2 separate regions of the Homo sapiens genome follow, and region 1 is linked to region 2. Evidence: read pairs that join two places in POLR2A ChIA-PET (ENCODE). Cell type or tissue: A673. All regions are shown on one strand. Each heading gives the region's core, and the rest is flanking DNA. Links, peaks and the distances in the headings are about the cores only.

Region 1 (13,274 bases), core at 5,469-9,468, 98 kb after region 2:
GTACCAACTCACTTTCCCCTCCCTAATCCTAAGCATGTGTGTGCGTGCACGAGTGTACCCACTAGTGTGGCTACACGCACGTGCATGTGTGCACACACATTGACTGGGGGAGGAGAAGCCTCTTCCTTAGAAACGGACCCTCTCCCCAGTTTGGGGTCTCAGCCCCTGCCCTGGCCTCCCAGGGCCCCTTTTCCTCCAGGGATTCCTAGGGTCCAGGCCCTGGCTGCCCACTGGGAGCCAAGGACAGATGGGGTCTCCTCTCTGTGCTGCTGAAATGGGATCCCTCTTTATCAGTGGCCTGGGATGGGAGACTGGGGCCAGGATGAGAGAATGAATCAGAGGAGCTTGTTTTCATTTCATGTTTAATTTCCTGCAGGCTTAGCTCCGTCTTTCCGCTCCTTCCTCAGCCTCCCAGGGTTTTCTGTGGGGGAAGCTGGGGGGAGGGGAGAAGCCACTGGAGGCACGGAGAGAGATGGCTTCTCTTTTTCTTTTTGTCACTGTGACTGTTGGGGTTCTCCTTGTGTCTCTGTGGGTTCCAGGTCCCCATGGTGGGACTGTGGAAGTGGAAGATGTCCCTACAGGCTCTGGAACAGAGGATCCAGGGATGGGCGGGGAGGGACCCCGAAGAGGGAAGGAGGTGGCCAGCGCCTGGCAAAGGGGTCTAGAGTGGAGGGAGGAGCCATGTGGGGGAGTGGAATGTGGGGCGCGGGCTCGCTGGAGCTGAGTGTGAGGGAGGAGGAGATGTGGGTTATCTGGGGAAGACAGATGACCAGGCGGGGGAGAGGCCAGCAGAGCTAGCACCGTCTTTGGAACAGGAGTGGAAGAAGGTCAGGCTGAGGGATTTATTTGAGGGCTGAAGATGGAAATGGTGAGAGGCGGGTGAGCGACCGGTGGGAGCAGGGCTGCCCACCTCCTCCCTCCTTCTTCTCCTGTTCCTTTGTCCTGGGGCCTTACCCTGCGCACCCAGTTCTGGCTTTTCTGCCCAGATCCAGACATGAGCTAGGTGAGCCTGGCCGGTCCTCAATATCCTCCCCAGTAAATTGGAGGCAGCAAGGGTATCCTCACGACCCCTTCTATGCTCACATCTGCAGGTCCTGAGGCTTGGAGTGTCCATCCATTTCTGACCCCTGGCGCCCCAGGGGCTCCGAGAGCTCCCTTCCAGATGCCACACCAACCCCCACGCCCGTTCCTGTGCCTCCCAGCTCTGCACCGCAGGCCTGTCTCCACTGTGCAGCCCCAGGAGGACAGCCAACCACGAGGTCCCCACTGTTCTCCCGGTCTGAATGTCATACCTCAGGACCACCCCAGCCTGGGCCCACTCAGCACAGGCCTCTCCCGAGGACCGGGCTGTGCAAGGAACCAACTGTCTTGGCGGAGGCCTCGCTAACCGCAGCCCATCTGGGGCCAGGGCGGGGTGGCCCAGGGCGGGGAGGCCTCTGTCTTATTGTCTTCAGACACCAGCTGCAGAGATTGGAATCCCAGACAGCAGAGAGAGGCCCCTGCAGCCCCCTGGAGCAGGGCCAAACCCTAGGCTTCTTCCCAGGAAAAGTCCATCTTGGGGCCCCCATTGCCCCGTCCCTGTCCCCACCACCACTCTACGCCAGGCACCTGGCTTGCCACCAGCTGAGTATGGGCCCTGAACAAACACAGCAGAGGCAGGCAGGGGGTTCCATCACCACCCCCTTACCCCCCCAGGGCACTGCCAGGCTTAGGGCTCAACCCAGAGGTCTGACGCACATGAAGATCCCACCCACCCTGCTGCCTTTATACAAAGAAAAGCCTCTGAACAATCTGGCATGTGTCCTTGTACAGCAAACTAAAGTCAAAGAAGCACTAGGCTGCGACTCAGGAGTCCCGGATTCCAGTCGCAGTGCTGCTACTGAGTGGCTGCTGTTAACTTCAGGTTATGACTTCCCACCTATGGGCCTCTTCTTCCTCGTCTATCAAATGGGAAGATGGGGTGATCATTTCCAGCACTACCGTTCTATAGTTCTGTGGTCCTCCCACTAGGTGATAAGATATGCAGCACGTCAGAGTTTCCCTTTCTGCCTTGGCTGCCAGGAAGCTCCAAGTTGAAGTTTGTGCTCAATGGCAACCATGAACCTTAGCCTAAATTTTTTTTTACCACATTACCTCTGCATTTCATGCCATTGTTCTTGTTTTTAGATTGAACAAATAAATCTTTAATTGTAAGCTACCTCAACTCCATTTTGGAAGTAGGTATAAGTGTGTGTGTGTGCGCGCGCATGTGTGTGTGCAGAGAACACTCTGTTTTAGTTGTATGGTGGCAACTGAAAAATGCTCTGTGCGCCTTTGTTTTCATGTTTTGTACTCAAGGCGTCATTCTTCTTTCAGTACTTAGTGAATTCTACTCCCGGGCACTCCCATATATTTGTTAGGAAGCATGCATGCAACCCACATATGCAAACACAAATGTACACACATACTGCACAGAAAAGGAACAGGTTTATCCCACACCAACACAGCACCTACAGGGCTGTCCCATAACCAGCTATGCCCCTTTCTCTACCTACACCTGTGGGTCCTCCCCAATCCATTTGCTGGAGATCAGGCTAGATGCTAGGATTCCTGTCCAAACTCAGGCATGTAAGGTCATGTGAGTGGCTGGTTGTCCAAATTCAAGTGAGATCTGGGTGTGTGAGGGCTTCTGGATTCACAGGAAAGCCCCAGCTGCCCTGTCATCCTTCATCAAACATTCATTAGGCACTGGAGGGGAATAAAATGGCAGTCTTGCCAGGTGCAGTGGCTCATGCCTGTAATCCCAGCACTTTGGGAGGCTGAGGTGGTGGATCACCTGAGGTCAGGAGTTGAAGACCAGCCAACCAACATGGTGAAACCCCATCTCTATTAAATATACAAAAATTAGCCGGGTGTGGTGGTGCACACCTGTAATCCCAGCTACTCAGGAGGCTGAGGCAGGAGAATCGCTTGAACCCGGGAGGCAGAGGTTGCAGTGAGCCAAGATTGCACCACTGCACTCCAGCCTGGGCGACAGAACAAGACTCTGTCTAAAAAAAAAAAAGGCAGTCTGGGCTGGGCATGGTGGCTCACGCCTGTAATCTCAGCACTTTGGGAGACCAAAGCAGGTGCACCACTTGAGGTCATGAGTTCAAGACCAACCTGGCCAACATGGTGAAACCTCCATCTCTACCAAAAAATAAAAAAAATTAGCTGGGTGTAGTGGTGCATGCCTGTAGTCACAGCTACTTGGGAGGCTGAGGCATGAGAATCGCTTGAACCCAGGAGGTGGAGGCCGCAGTGAGCCAAGATCACACCACTGCACTCCAACCTGGGTGACACAGTGAGATCCTGTCTCAAAAAATAAAAAAATAAAAAAAAAATGGCAGGCTGCCCTCAGGGAACTTACAGCAACTCAACCGTGCAGCTCTTCAGCATCACTTCTGGTAGCTGCAGTTTCTGAACAGCTACATATTTACTGATAACCACTAGTCCTTTTCCACATTAGCCATTTTGGAAAAAAAGTTTGTAGACTCTATTAGAGATGCCTCTGCCTTCTTAAACAGAAAATGGTTGTAACTGATGAATCTTTTACTGATGCCTTAGAACAATGCTGCTGAAGATGCTTTCATGAGTTAATTCAAGAGTCCCTGGGGCCTGCTGAGGATTGCAGGGTTGGGGCATCTCTGTCCTAACATTGAAGGGCTCAGCCCACTGAGCTGCATGGCGCTTTGCTGATTAAAAAAAAAAAAAAAAAAAAGATTTCTCTTTGTTCTGAAGCTATTGATTTTTCTGGCCCACTGGAGAGGGAAAAACTGCTATGTGGCAACGTTTTATTTGCTATTTCCAACATGCTTTGGGTTGGAAAAGCGGACTGATTATGACATTTATTTTGTGTTAAATTGAAACTTAAACTTGAGTGTGTGAATTTTGTCACCTGTATTTTGGCTACTCATGGGTCTTTTCTTTCTTTCTGATCCTTTCTTTGCTGTGAATTCATGCTGGTCGGGGCAGATACAGCTCTCTGGACAAGGGTTGATTGATCCACGGATACTTATTTTTTAGACTTGATGCTCTGCGTTTGGCTTTCTCTAATTGGTGGGAATACAGTGATGAACAATCAGTGCTTGATCTCAAGGAAATCACAGTTTAGTAGGAGGGGACAAACAAGTAAAATAACGTAAGCCAGTCAACAATCCTGTAAAGAAGACAAAATAGGAGTTGGGCACAGTGTCTCATGCCTATAATCCCAGCAGTATGGGAGGCTGAGGTGAGGGATTACTTGAGGCCAGGAGTTTGAGACCAACATGGACAACAAAGCAAGACCCCATCTCTACAAAAAATAAAAAAACTTATCCCAGGCGTGGTGGTGTATGCCTGTGGTCCCAGCTACTCAGGAAACTGAGGCGGGAGGATCCATTGAGCCCACGAAGTTAAGGCTACAGTGAGCCATGATCACACCACTGTACTCCACGCTGGGTGACAGAGAGAGACCCAGTCTCTTTAAAAAAAATAAACAAAAATACCCAAAAGATAAAATGGGCCCAGGCATGGTGGCTCATGCCTATAATTCTAGCACTTTGGGAGGTTGAGGTGGGATGATCACTTTAGCCTAGGAGTTTGAGGCTGCAGTGAGCTATAATCATCTTATTGCACTCCAGCCTGGGTGATAGAATGAGACCCTGTCTCTAAAAAGAAAACAAAAAAAATTTAAAAAATTTTTAAGAAGATAAAATAGGACAGTGTAACAAAAGGTGAGCTGGTTTGCTTCTGTTGTGTTGGGTTGGGTTGAGTTCTATTGGGTTGTGTTGAGTGGGTTGAGTGTGTCAGGTTCCATTGTGTTGTGTTGTGTTAGGTTGAGTTCTGTTGGAATGTGTTATATTGGGTTGTGTTGTGTTGGAAGGGGCTGCATTAGGTTTAGTATGTTGAGTTCCATTGTGTTGTGTTGGGTTGAGTTGAGTTCTATTGGGTTGTGTTGTGTTGGGTTGGGTTGAGTTCTATTCGGTTGCACTGAGTTGAGTTGAGTGTGTCAGGTTCCATTGTGTTGTGTTGTGTTAGGTTGAGTTCCATTGGAATGTGTTATATTGGGTTGTGTTGTGTTGGAATGGGTTGAGTTGGGTTGAGTGTGTTCAGTTCCATTGTGTTGTGCTGGGTTGAGTTGAGTTCTATTGGGTTGTGTTGTGTTGGGTTGCACTGAGTTGGGTTGAGTGTGTTGAGTTCCACTGTGTTGTGTTGTGTTGAGTTGAGTTCTATTGGGTTGTGTTCTGTTGGGTTGCAATGAGTTGGGTTGAGTGTTGGGTTCCACTGTATTGTACTGGGTTGGGTGTTTTGGTTGTTGGCTGGTAATAGGGGGGCTACTGCTTTAGCCACAGTGGTCAGGAAGACTTCTCAGAGGAGGTATGAGTTGGGACTTGAAAAATGGAGGGGGATGCAGCCATCTAGGCAGAAGGAAGAGCTAAACTGTTCTCTGTTTCTGCCCACTGGGATGCTGTGGACATTGTCTTCATGTTTGTCCTGTTTCCTGTCTAAGAGATAGGCCTTCTAGAGCAGGGACAAGTAACCCTTCTCTGTGTGAAAGAGCCAGGACTCTTACACTGTGTAAAGCCCAGAAACAGCCAGCAGCAGCCTTCCTGCCCCTCTGCTGGAGGCCCTCCTTCCTTTGCAACCCCCCACCACAGTGCAGAAGCCCAATATTAAAGAGGATAAAAGCAGAGTCGCTCTAGTTGGGACAGGGGCATGAGGGGCAGGCTAGGAGCCCCCACTTTCAGGTTCTCAATGAACTGAGGAAAGGAAAGCCATGGTGTGGTTGGTGGGCAGTCAGGAGACCCCAACTGCAGCCAAGAGCCCAGGGACAGGCTCTGCTTTACCAGCCTCACTCCCAGGTGGCCCTCACTGACCTGCACGCGGGCCTCAGTGAGGTCTGTCCTCATGGCCAGCTGTTCCCGCGCATACACGTCTGGGTAGTGGGTCTTCTGGAAGACCTTCTCCAGCTCCTCCAGCTGGTAGCTGGTGAAGGTGGTCCGGTTCCGCCGCTTCTTGCCCTTGTTGCTCTCTGAGTCGGCCTTCTCCAATGGGCTGGGGAGGTCTGAGCTGGCCCGGTCCTGGGGCCCCTTCACCCCAGCCTCCTTGACACTCAGGTAGCTGCTGTCCATCCCCACAGTGTCAGAGTCAGGGGGTAACTCTGGCTCACCCAGGGAGCTCTCTTTAGCTGAGGGAGGAGGAAACAAAGTCAGAAACCAATGGTTGAACCAAACAAGAGAAGGGGAATGTCAGGGGGAGAGTGGGGCACTCGGGTAGCCACCCCCTGCCTTTTTCCTCTTAGAGCTCATTGGATGCGAGGTCCGGAGACTTGGCTTCTAATTCTGGCTTGCCATTAACTTGCTGTGTGACCTTGGGCAAATCTCTTCCCCAATCTGAGCCTCTTCACCATCATCTTAGACTAGGTCCCTTCCAGCAACAATGTTATGTGAACCTAAGGCAGCCAATCTGACCTCTGTGACCTTTAATCCCCACCTCACTGACCCTGAGCTCCTCTCTCTAGAGGGATTCCCTGCATCAGGACTTTTCTGGGGCCCGAGAATTCTGACCCCAGTGCCATGGCCTCCCTGGGTGGAAGGGAAACTCATTCAGCAGCCATGTCTGGCCCAGTGGGGCTTGGGGTGAGGAGGACCCAGGATTGAGGCAGACAGGAGTGCCCCTCCTTTCCTGGCCTAGTCCCACCAGGAGTTCAGCAGGAGCTGTGGAGACTCTGCCCCAAGAGTCCAGTGCTGAGGAGTCAACACCTCCTTCCCTGCCCCCCAACCCTGCACACTGGTCTCACCTATTGTTCAAGAGAAGGGTCTTTCTTCCTTGGGGGTGCATGGGATTGAGGCATGGGCCACATTTCCTGTTACAAGCAGCTCCTGCCCACTGTTTACTGAGGCTGCCCGGGCACCTTCATCCCCAGCACGCTGACCCCGGGCCTGGGTGGGTGTACATGAGCACAGCTCCCAGCCACTGCGTCTGGCAGATGGACCCCCCACCCACCGGCACATTCCTAGCTCAGGACTGCAAGGACGAGTCAACCCATACACATCAAGAAAGAAGAGGTGGAGGCTGGGGTGGGAGAGTGAGGCAAGAAGCCACTTTACCACCACACAGCCTGGTGAGCTTCCTAGGCAGACACACTCACCTCCTGGCAGAGGGTTTGGGACAACAGTCCCTACCTTTTTGGCACCAGGGACTGGTTTTGTGGAAGATAATTTTTTCCATGGGTGGAGAAGGTTGTGGTGGGGCATGGTTTGGGGATGAAACTGTTCCACCTCAAATCATCAGGCATCAGATTCTCTTAAGGAGCACGCAACCTAGATCCCTCACATGCATGGTTCACAGTAGGATTCACGCCTCTGTGAGAATCTAATGGCACCGCTGATCTGACAGGAGCCAGAACTTGCAGTAATGCTTGCTCACCTGCCGCTCACCTCCTGTGTGCGGCCCGGTTACTAACAGGCCATGGATCGGTACTGGTCCACAGCCTGGGGGCTAAGGACCCCTGGTTTAGGTCATGGACTCTTGATAGCCCCGCCATGAATCCTATGGCCATGACTCCCCAGCTGTGTGCTCAGGAGAGCTTACCTACCCGCTATGTGCCTCAGTTTCCCCCTCTATAAAATGGGGATGAAGATACTTCTAGGATCTTCCTCATAGGGTAGCTGTGGGAAATAAAGAGGCTAGTGTGCTAGCTATGTAGTTTTGCCATTATTGATATTCACATTTCTAGTCTGGACTTGCAAACCCACAGACCCTGTGAACATTAGAGGACTCCGACCCTGGAGAAGTCCTCCAAGCATGCAGGCCCTTGGGCACAGGAGCATGTGCAGGGCGTGCACAGATGCCTAGGGAAGGGCAGCCAACTGGGTGTCTGCAGATGTGGGTGTGAACTCCTCGAGAACTGTATTCCTTGTCTGTAACTTGGGGAAAAGGAACTTGTTGAGTGAAAGAACAAACACAATTAATAAGACGTTTGGGGAGCATTTGACACGACCTTTCACGTGCACGAGCTTTGATCATCACAACAAGCACGTGTGGTAGGTGTGAGCATCAGCCACTCTGACCCGCGGTTTCTTCTTCTGGAAATAGGTCCAAGCGATGGGCATTAAGTGTCAGAATGATGCCTCTAGTCCAGGTCTTCTGACTCCATCCAGATCCTGAGGGCTGAAGCTTCAGACTCGTCTCATTCCTGGCTTTCTGTGCACACTGGGGAAGCTGAGAGGGACATTTGGCCTGTGGCATTCTCGCCTCCCTCTCCAAGGCATCAAGGAAAGGGCATAGAGGTGAGTGCCCAGAGTAGGCCTGAAAGCAGCTTCAGGAGGCTGCTCCTGAGGGCCACTGGCAGTGCAGACGCCATGGGGGTGCACGACCGGCCCAGCGGCATCACGCATGACACCTGTGTGAGCCCAGGCACATGCAGACAGCCATGGCTTCAGTGACAACATTCTGCAAACTGCAGCTGGCAGCTGGGCCAAGAGCTTTCAGCAAAGATATTTATCTTCCTGGCAGACAAATACATTTTATGTTTTAGGTTTTTTTTTTTTTTTTTTAGAAACCCCACCCAGCCTCACAAAAATAACCATCCCTGTTTTGCAACTTCCTGGAAGCCAGATGAGGGGCTGAGGGAGGTGAGCACTGAGCCCTGAGCTCTGATCCCCAGGCCCCATCTCACAGCCCCATAGACGCTTGCTGGGGATTGGGACCACCCTGCACAGCAATGGGAGCTCCATGTTACAGGAACTGAGAGTTGGTATGGACCAGCCTGAACTCCTAGTTTTAACTGGGGGGAAACTGAGGCCAGAGAGAGAAGGGAACATGCCCCAATTCCGGACAGAGCACAGCCTCTCAGCTCCTGGCCTGCCCTCTACTCCCTCCCCTGCGGTCTTAGGCCTTATTCCCAGGGAGAGAGGTAGGGGCAGAAGGAACCCAGGGGCCTCATATGACCAAGGCGTCCTGCTCTGTCCATCTTGTGGGGGGCAGGACCAGCCCTTGAGGATGAGGGAGTGAGGATGCGGCCTGGGGGCAGCCTCTCAGCACTGAGCCAGCTCTTGGCCTTTCAGGGGAAGTGGCAGAAGGTCCAGTCTTCATGGTGACAAGTAAGGGTCCAGTTTTGCCCACCTCCAGCTGCCCACTGAGACCAAGTGAGCAGGCAGAGATAGAGGTGGCACAGGGTGTGCGAAGACCACCAGGCCAAGAGTTGGGAGCCCTGGCCTCGGCCCCCGCTCTTCTCAGGACTTCAGATGACCCATTTCATCTCTGGAGTCTCACCTACAAATAGGGAGAGCGGGGTAGTTGAGGGTCCCTCCTCCCTTGCTCACCAGCAGCCAGGACTGTCCCTGAGGACCTGGGGAGGGGAGGAGAGGGGGAGGGTGTGCCTGTGTCAGAGATGGAAGGAATTCAGGGGAGCGCTGCTCCTGGTTCCTCAAGGAAGAAGGAAGCAAGCCTTCTAACCTGTCTTGAGTCAGCTTGCTTTAAATTCTGAGGCTGGGTTCCTCATTTAGACAACAAAGAAAAATTCCCTGAAGTTCTGCAGCTCCACTCAACTGGTCAGAATAACAAGCACAGCCCTCTCAGAGTCTGAGTCCTAAGACCCCAAGCTCAGGCTGTCTATGTCCACCTCTCGCCACCCTGCAGCATCTCCACCTGGCGCTGGTTCCAGTCTAGGGTAGCAGGGAGCTCACTGCCCCCAGGACAGCAGAACTACTCATCTTTAGACCCAGCCCATGTCTGTCTCCTGTAGGTCTGGTTCACTGATTCCAGTTCTAACCCCCCAGCGCCCTTCCCCATGACAGCCCTGTCCCTGCGGACATTGGGAGGCTACTGCCACCCCTCTGAGTCTCCCTTCCTTCTGCAGTTCCCACTGCTGTTCCTCGGGTGGCCCTGAGTTTCTCCGGCCTGTGTGAGACAGAGGGTGGCAGGGATGATATGAGGAGTGGGGCTGGGCCCTGGGCAAAGCCAGCAGATTGCTCTCCAGGGAGATGACCCCGGGCTGGCTGGAGTGTCAGCATGGTAGCTGAAGGCCTGGGTGCTGGTCAGATCTGACTCCCCGCAAGGTGCCCTCCTCAGCAAGACGGCTGCTGAAAATAGAAGTCCCATGGCTCAGGCTGACTGCTCCTGACCAAAGGAAACCACTGACCTTGGTCCCCCAAGTCCCCATCTCGGGCCCCTGCCTGGCATGTTCCTCCTTCCAGCTGACCTCCAAGATCCAATGCTCCTCCAGGAAGCCCTCCCAGATTGTGACTGTTTTCCATCCTCTGCTCACCCTCTCCACTGACTGCCTATGTTTGCTGACTCGTAATCTCATCAAGCCCCGAATGTCCAGCTCCTCCTATAGAATGTCAGTTCCCCAGGGGCTGGGACCTCATGCCGTTTGTCCCTTCTCAGCCTGAGGCTCAGCACAGGATAGGTCAGGTGGCAGAGATGCAGTAAGAGGTTGCTGAGGAATAAATGAACAATTTCTAACTAACAAACATCACTGAGCTCTCGCTCTGTCCAGGTATCTGTGTGCACCTTTGGTGAGCCGATGTTCTATAGAGCATGTGCAGAAAATGTCTCTCGAGTAAATGAACCAACCGCCTCATCCTCCTACCCACTGGGGAGAAAGTCGGGTGGGATACATTGAAAAAGGGCACGCAATGACGAATGCCACCATTCAAGGCTGACAGCACAAACAGCAAAGGTCACTGCGGGAGACAGGAGAGAAGAAAGACCCAGACAGACCTTGAGCGATGTCTCCATGCAGAGAGCAAGGGACAGAAGGAGAAGCAGAGACGGGCTTCATAGGGGCGGCTCCAGAATTGAAACCAAGGTCCAGAAACCCAGTCCAGGATCTGCCAGGAACTGGCTCCACACCCACCCTGCCACCACACTGGGGTAGAGAAGACCGCCAGGGAGCTCTCAGTTTGCCTGGATGCTGGGCAAGCCTTCTTCAGAGCCTTGGGGCACCTCGTGCTGGCATAAGGCTGAGCAGCAACAGCGCCCAGCGTGGGTCCAGGCCACCCGCCAGGGGTTGGACTTCTCACATCCTCCCTGGAGCAGCTCCTTGTGGACCCGGAAAGGCTCTATGCTGATGCCCCTCCCATGATGAGTTTGTCCCAGGGCTGAGGCTATGGGGTCCAAGACAATGTAGTCCCAATCTGCAGCTTCCCAGTCTTGATCTGGAAGTAAACCCCTGACTACTTAGAGCCATCAATCAAGTAGTGAACCTACATCACTGAGAGCAATGCCTGCTCCACGGAGGGTGTTGTGCACGCAGTGTGGCCATCATGGTATCCAGTGCTCTTCAAACAATCCTAGGTCAGCATTATTGCCATAGACTGCTTTTGATGAAGTGGGAAGCATTCAGTTCAAGGTTGTATTCTCAATCGGGAGCCACTGAGCCCTTCAACCTCTGCTGGAACTCCCCCTGGGGGGACCCCCGTACCACTGGGAGCTGTCGTTTCTAGTGCTGGGAACCCCTGGCTGTTGGATTTCAGCTGGAGAAATGCATGAAGTGGAAAGCCTTGCTTCGTTCCCTTAACCTCTACCCATCTGTCCTGGTTCAACCCAATGGCATCACTCTAATCTAGTTTTACCTTTTTAAAACAGGAAAACCCTTGAGAGGTTTCCAAAGGTGACTGATTTTTCTTTTTTCTTTCTTTCTTTTTTTTTTTGGCCGTGATTTAAAGAATGACCTTCTAGAGCCATTTTAGGGAGAGGGTGCTGGTAGCATCTGTATGTACAGATGTACACCCGAGGGCCTGTGGCACAAGTCTGCCATTGTGAGTGGGTGTGGGGAACATATGTGTAGTTGCTTGTGGATAGGTTTGTGGAGTGTGCATGCTTGTGTGGTCAAGCGCAGGCACACAAGTGGGATGTGTGTCCCCGTGGGCAGTTGTGTGTGGGTGCAGATCCGCGTGGGTGGGTGTGGACATGGGTGGTGTGGGCCTGTGTGGAGCCGTGCACAGGCCCATGCATATGGCGCTAAGGGGTCTCAGTCATTTTATCCTCCATGGTTTTGATTACATCTATTTTTCCTCCAAACATCTGCTTTGTGGGGGACATGCCGCTTGCTCTGTTCTCGGGTGAGCTGGCCCCACACACCCTGTGGCGGAGTGCACACACCGATGTAATCTCCTTAAAAAAAACAGGCCAGCATGAGGCCCTTTCATGCTATTGAAAGGGCACTGACTAAACCCACTGCTGTCCAAACGGTCCTGTGGGGGTGAGGGCGGAGGTTAAAGTTTAGCCATTGATCACGTCCCCACCCCACCTCATCTGACACTGGGGTCTGTCCAGAGCTCAACTTGAATGTCCCTAATTTAGCTCCAGTCCCAATAAATAATGCCAAAGGGGTAGTAGTGACTGGGCTTAGATTTCAGCACACATGCACGGGGCACAGCTGTTTGCAGAGACAGACAGTGTCCCGGCCCTCAAGGGGCTGCCAATCTTCAGCAGAGGGTGGGGTGGAAATGGCAGTCCTCAGGCTAGCCAGTGGCACAGGCCATCCTGCTCACCCACAGCCACCAACCCAAGCCCTGAAATGCTCTCGAAATAAGGAAAGTCTGAGAAACTGCCCCAGACTAGAGGAGGCCAAGGAACCATGAGGACTAAGTGTAATCAATGTGTTCTGGGGGGAATGCTGGAACAGTAAAAGGACATTGGGGGAAGCCAGTGAAATCTGAATAAAGTGTGGAGTGTAGTTAATAGTAATATTTAACAAAAAGTGGGCAAAATATTCTAGCAGACACTTCACCCAAGAAGATCTACAGGGAGCAAATAAGCATGAAATATGCTCAACCTCATTACCCACTATGGAAATGCAAATTAAAAGCACAATGAGATACCACTATGTGCCTATCACAGTGGGAATAAGACCTGATGATGCCAAGTTACGGCGATGTATGGAGCACCCGGAACTCCCATCCATCACAGTGCAAACACTTGGGCGGTGTCTTATCTAGTTAAACTAACACTGACCTCATGACCCAGCAATCCCACTCCTAGGTATTTACCCTACAGAAATAATGACTTATTTTAAGAGGAGAGGAACCCAAACCCATAGGCAAATGTCTGCAGCAGCTCTATTCAGAATCACCCCGAAATGGAGACACCCCCAAGTGTCCTTTGACAGGGGAATGGAGACGCAAGCTGTGGTCTATCCAGGCCATGGATCGACTCCACAGTGAAAAGAAAGAACTGTTGACAATGACATGGATGAATCTGAAAGGTGGCCTTAGGGTCTGTAAACAAAGCCAGTCTCAAATTTACATGAAGTGCAACTGCAC
Region 2 (4,000 bases), core at 1-4,000:
TAGTTTAATGTAAAAAAAAAAAAAAAAAGGCCTACGTGTGTCGATGATTATGACAGTGAGAGGTGGCCTTGCAGAGTATTCATGTCACTAGATGCTTTGTCACTCTTATCTGTAAAACTAGGGTGATGACATTATCCACGTTGCACCACACCCTCAGAACCTGAAAAAGTTTGACACAGTAAAACTTGGAAATAATGTTAAAGTAATACACCTGTCTAAACTGGAGAGATTGACCTTTTGTTTTGAAAGGAATTCTTTTTGAAAGGAATTTATCACCAAGTTAAGGTTCTTTATTAGGGGAAGTGTGCATGTTTTTATATTAATTTTCTTAGCTGTTCATGTTAAGGCTGCCTATATTTTTATGCCTTTTCAGTCTCTTCATGCTTTTATTTTTCTCTCCTTTTTGCAAATATCAGCAAAGCTTTGTCATCTCCCTAAATATCCTATATTACTTCTAACTTTTATGTCATTTCTGGTCTTGCCTCTTGGCAGACCTTCATCCGCACATCTGGGGCTAGCCTCTATAGCTAGGGTTCTCCTTGGACACCCTCCTCATTTTACTTCTGTTTCTCTGCCAGATGTGAACATATGTAGGAGGACAGAGACAGAGACAAGTGAGCTTCAAACAGTGAATTCATGTGTCACCAAAGCTATGTCCTCTCAGTGACAGCTTTTTAAAAACTAAATGTAATATAGTCTGAAAATTATGTAGAGTGGAGTGTTTTCCCATGTTATTTTTCTATGATGTGATTTAAAAGATTATACTGCATCTTATCAATGTTATAATTTTATTTACATTTTTGATAGATGGTTTTTTTTCCAAGTTTGCTATCATAGGTAACACTAATAAAGATACCCCAGATTTTTTTCCTTTCTGCATTTACTTTACCAGATTTAAAACAGAAAGAGAAGAGAGTAGGGGTTCTTATGGCCATTGACAAAAATTGATGAGAAAAATGGGGAAGCATCTTAAAATGAATTATTATACCCAGAATAAGAATGAGGTTGAAAAACAAGAGCTTTTTCTATGAAATCTAGCCAGAGTGGCAACTTCACTGCAATCAAAGCCTCAGATGAGGATTAGATACTTCCCTGGACTTCCTCTAAGCCTCAGTCTAGCTCTAGTTTTTGAAGATAGAAAGGGCAAGGGATCAGCCAGATGAGAGTATTGCATAAGAGCACTTGATTGGCAAGAATCACCCAGGGGGATCAGAAATCACAGCTGTGGGCAAAATGTGGTAGAGTGTGCCATGGGGCAGTGGTTCTCAATCTTTAGTAGGCATCAGAATACAGAGTGCTGCCACTCCACCCTGAGATTCAGATTGGGTAGGTCTGGGGTAGGAACCTAGAATTCGCATTTCTAGCAAGTTCTCAAGTGTTGGATATTGATGCTGCTGGTCCAGGGACCATATTTTGATGTGGGATTTCATTCACTGTGAGTGTCCTAACTCACTCCCTGGAGAAGGCTCTTCCTTTCTCCTCATCCATTTCCTCCTCTTAACCCTGCGGGGCTTGGATTAGAGGCATCCAGAGGCTGGGTTCAGACTAAATCTGTCTCAGCTACATGAAAAACTCAGGGCTGCCTATACTTAGATGTCCAGACGGTGGCCCTCACTCACAAAGGTTGTGGTTGTACAAGCAGCTGAAAATATCACTCAGCTATAAACACTAACAAGCAATAAATCACTCTGCAAGCTGAAGAAGCACTAGCTCGGATGTATGAAGCAGAACTCTAAGTTGAAAAGATACCAGGTTAACAGTCTGTGTAACTCAACTCAGCACCCTGTAAGTTGTGGAATGTTTCTCTGGAATTTGAAAGCCTACCCTGCCCCCCAGGAGGCCTTCTTGGCTTATTCTCTCCATCTTCCTCCTACTGCCTAGATATGATTAAAAAAAAAAAATGTATGGAATTTAGAAATTTTAGCTTGAATTTAAGGTAAGTTTAAGCTTTTTGAAGTCTATTGTTTTTATAGGTATCACATTTATAGGATCACATTTGCACAAGTGATCCAGTATGCTACCCTAAATTCCAGACCTTTCCTTGAGTAGTACCTTTTACTTCTTTGGAAGTGAGCTAGAAAGTCTCAGGATGTCAGCAGCCAGGGAATAAGGAAAGCTGAACTGGGTCTGCAGATGGAGAGATGCAGAAAGACACAGAGAGCTTGATCTGGGGCCCCAAGCAAAGAACTTGGCCAATTCTGATGGTCAGATAGAAAATGGTAAAGAAAATGAAAATCACAAGCCAGATCCAGATGGGGAGGATAGATAAAGAATATGAAAAGACGGACTCGAGGATATTGCTAAGATGATCTTGTCAATCAGAAGAGCATACTAGAGCTTTTGTAGCAGAGATAAACTAATGTGCCTGTGTAACACACATCTGCGTGGCAGCCCCAGTGGTGGTGCTGGATGAATGAATCTACACACATTGTTTCCTTAGATGCAGTCCTGCCTTCATTGCTTACTTAGAGTTCACTTTTATGGCTCTAGCTTTCATGAATCAAAACCTGACTGCTTCCTTACATCACACAGCTTGTGGGAGGGCAGTGAGTAGAATAGTTTTTCAGAGTCCGTGGGAGCTTGATCTGGCAGCAGATTAATTAAGAACATACTGAATGTTTTGGCAAAGTAATCTTTCATGTACCAACTATCACTTATATTAGCACATCAAATTCCCTTTCCCCTTTTTTCAGGGGCCATTGTAATTCTCCCTTGAGGTCTGCTTAAATGATTCAATAATAGAACTTACCAGGGAAATGTGATAATTAAGTATTATAACCTCAAGATAATGAATTTTGTTTCCGTTTCTAATATTCTGTCCTTTTTATGTGTCTCCCAATTGATTAATATTTGAGTATAATTTTCTAATAAATGGGTCATTACAGCTGCAGATTAGGAAACTTTACACACTGCTTCAATGAGAGGTTGATTCTTGACTTTTGTGTCTCCCAATTGATTAATGTGTCTCCCAATTGATTAATTTTTTATGTGTCTCCCAATTGATTAATATTTGAGTGTAAATTTCTAATAAATGGGTCATTACAGCTGCAGGTTAGAAAACTTTACACATTGCTTCAACCAGAGGTTGATTCTTGACTTTTGGCTCTCCCTTTTTTTTCCCTCAGCTATATTTCTTGGTTTTGTGTTTTAGAAAATAGTGCGGCTTAAAAATTCAAGTAAAAGAAACCATAGAATGAAAATTAGGGCCTGTTTTCAAGGAGTAACTGCTTTTAACTCTAACTTTTCTCTGATACTTTCTTCCTATTTCCCCATTAATGCTGTTTTTAAATTTCTTACTCAGAAACCTCTTTTTACTTCAAGTTAGCACTTTTTCTCCTGTTGTTTCTACTTCCCCTATACACTCCTCCTGTTCCATCTTACCGTTATGACTGTGTCATCATTTTTCATTAAAGTGGTATTTATTATATGCATTATTAGAGCTGTATAAATGTTGTTTTCAACTGAACAAAGTTGTAAACAAGGATTTTGTTTTCTTTCTTGTACAGCTTTCTATTTTCCAGAGAGCTAATAAATGCCTGTTGTTTTTTCCCGCAGTTTTCCATGTTCCTATCACTAATTTAATTTTCCTGGATTCCCAAACAAAATAATAAAATGATCAAGCACAAGTGAAGTCCAGGATTTTTGTTTCTTTCTGGAGTCATCTCTCCTGTAGCCCCTCTCTTCGGTTCCAGTCTGCAGTGATTGCTCTCCAGGTCTCCTGTGCAGTGGTCATCCTGATTCTCAGTTCACTGTGACACTCTGAATTCCCTTTGTGTCTCTGCTCTGTTGGATTTTTTATTTCCATATTGTAACATCTTTCTCTGTTTTGGTTTTTTTCCAAAAGCTTCTTAAGAAATGGATGAAGGGAGATACATTTTCTGTCACCTTACATGTCCTAAAGTTATTCTGGCTGGGCGCGGTGGCTCACACCTGTAATCCCAGCACTGTGGGAGGCCGAGGCGGGCGGATCACCTGAGGTCAGGAGTTCAAGACCAGCCTG

Evidence for each region. ChIA-PET counts read pairs that join two places held together with the same protein. Peaks named below come from ENCODE experiments on the same cell type or tissue, not always from the same donor. Only the 100,000 strongest peaks of a DNase experiment are listed, where the experiment ranks them.
Region 1: POLR2A ChIA-PET joins it to region 2 with 7 read pairs; 3 of 35 experiments call an interaction of 5 or more read pairs at or near these places.

What each region holds. Positions count from the first base shown.
Region 1 is chr11:44,269,472-44,282,745 of GRCh38, forward strand. ALX4 (ALX homeobox 4) reads right to left here. Exons shown (of 4, transcript NM_021926.4): 2 at 5,877-6,187. Among named protein-coding and RNA genes, the nearest start is that of ALX4, 34 kb to the right of the region's middle. RefSeq lists an enhancer at 1-2,743 and a silencer at 8,087-8,404. In A673, for the core only: no CTCF peak of the experiment used is centred there; no DNase peak of the experiment used is centred there; H3K27ac peaks cover 774 bases.
Region 2 is chr11:44,176,912-44,180,911 of GRCh38, forward strand. The region is part of intron 8 of EXT2 (exostosin glycosyltransferase 2); the gene reads left to right. Among named protein-coding and RNA genes, the nearest start is that of EXT2, 83 kb to the left of the region's middle. RefSeq lists an enhancer at 1,254-1,754. In A673, for the core only: a CTCF peak has its summit at 1,582; DNase peaks (open chromatin) are centred at 1,189, 1,730 and 2,510; H3K4me3 peaks cover 418 bases; H3K27ac peaks cover 4,000 bases.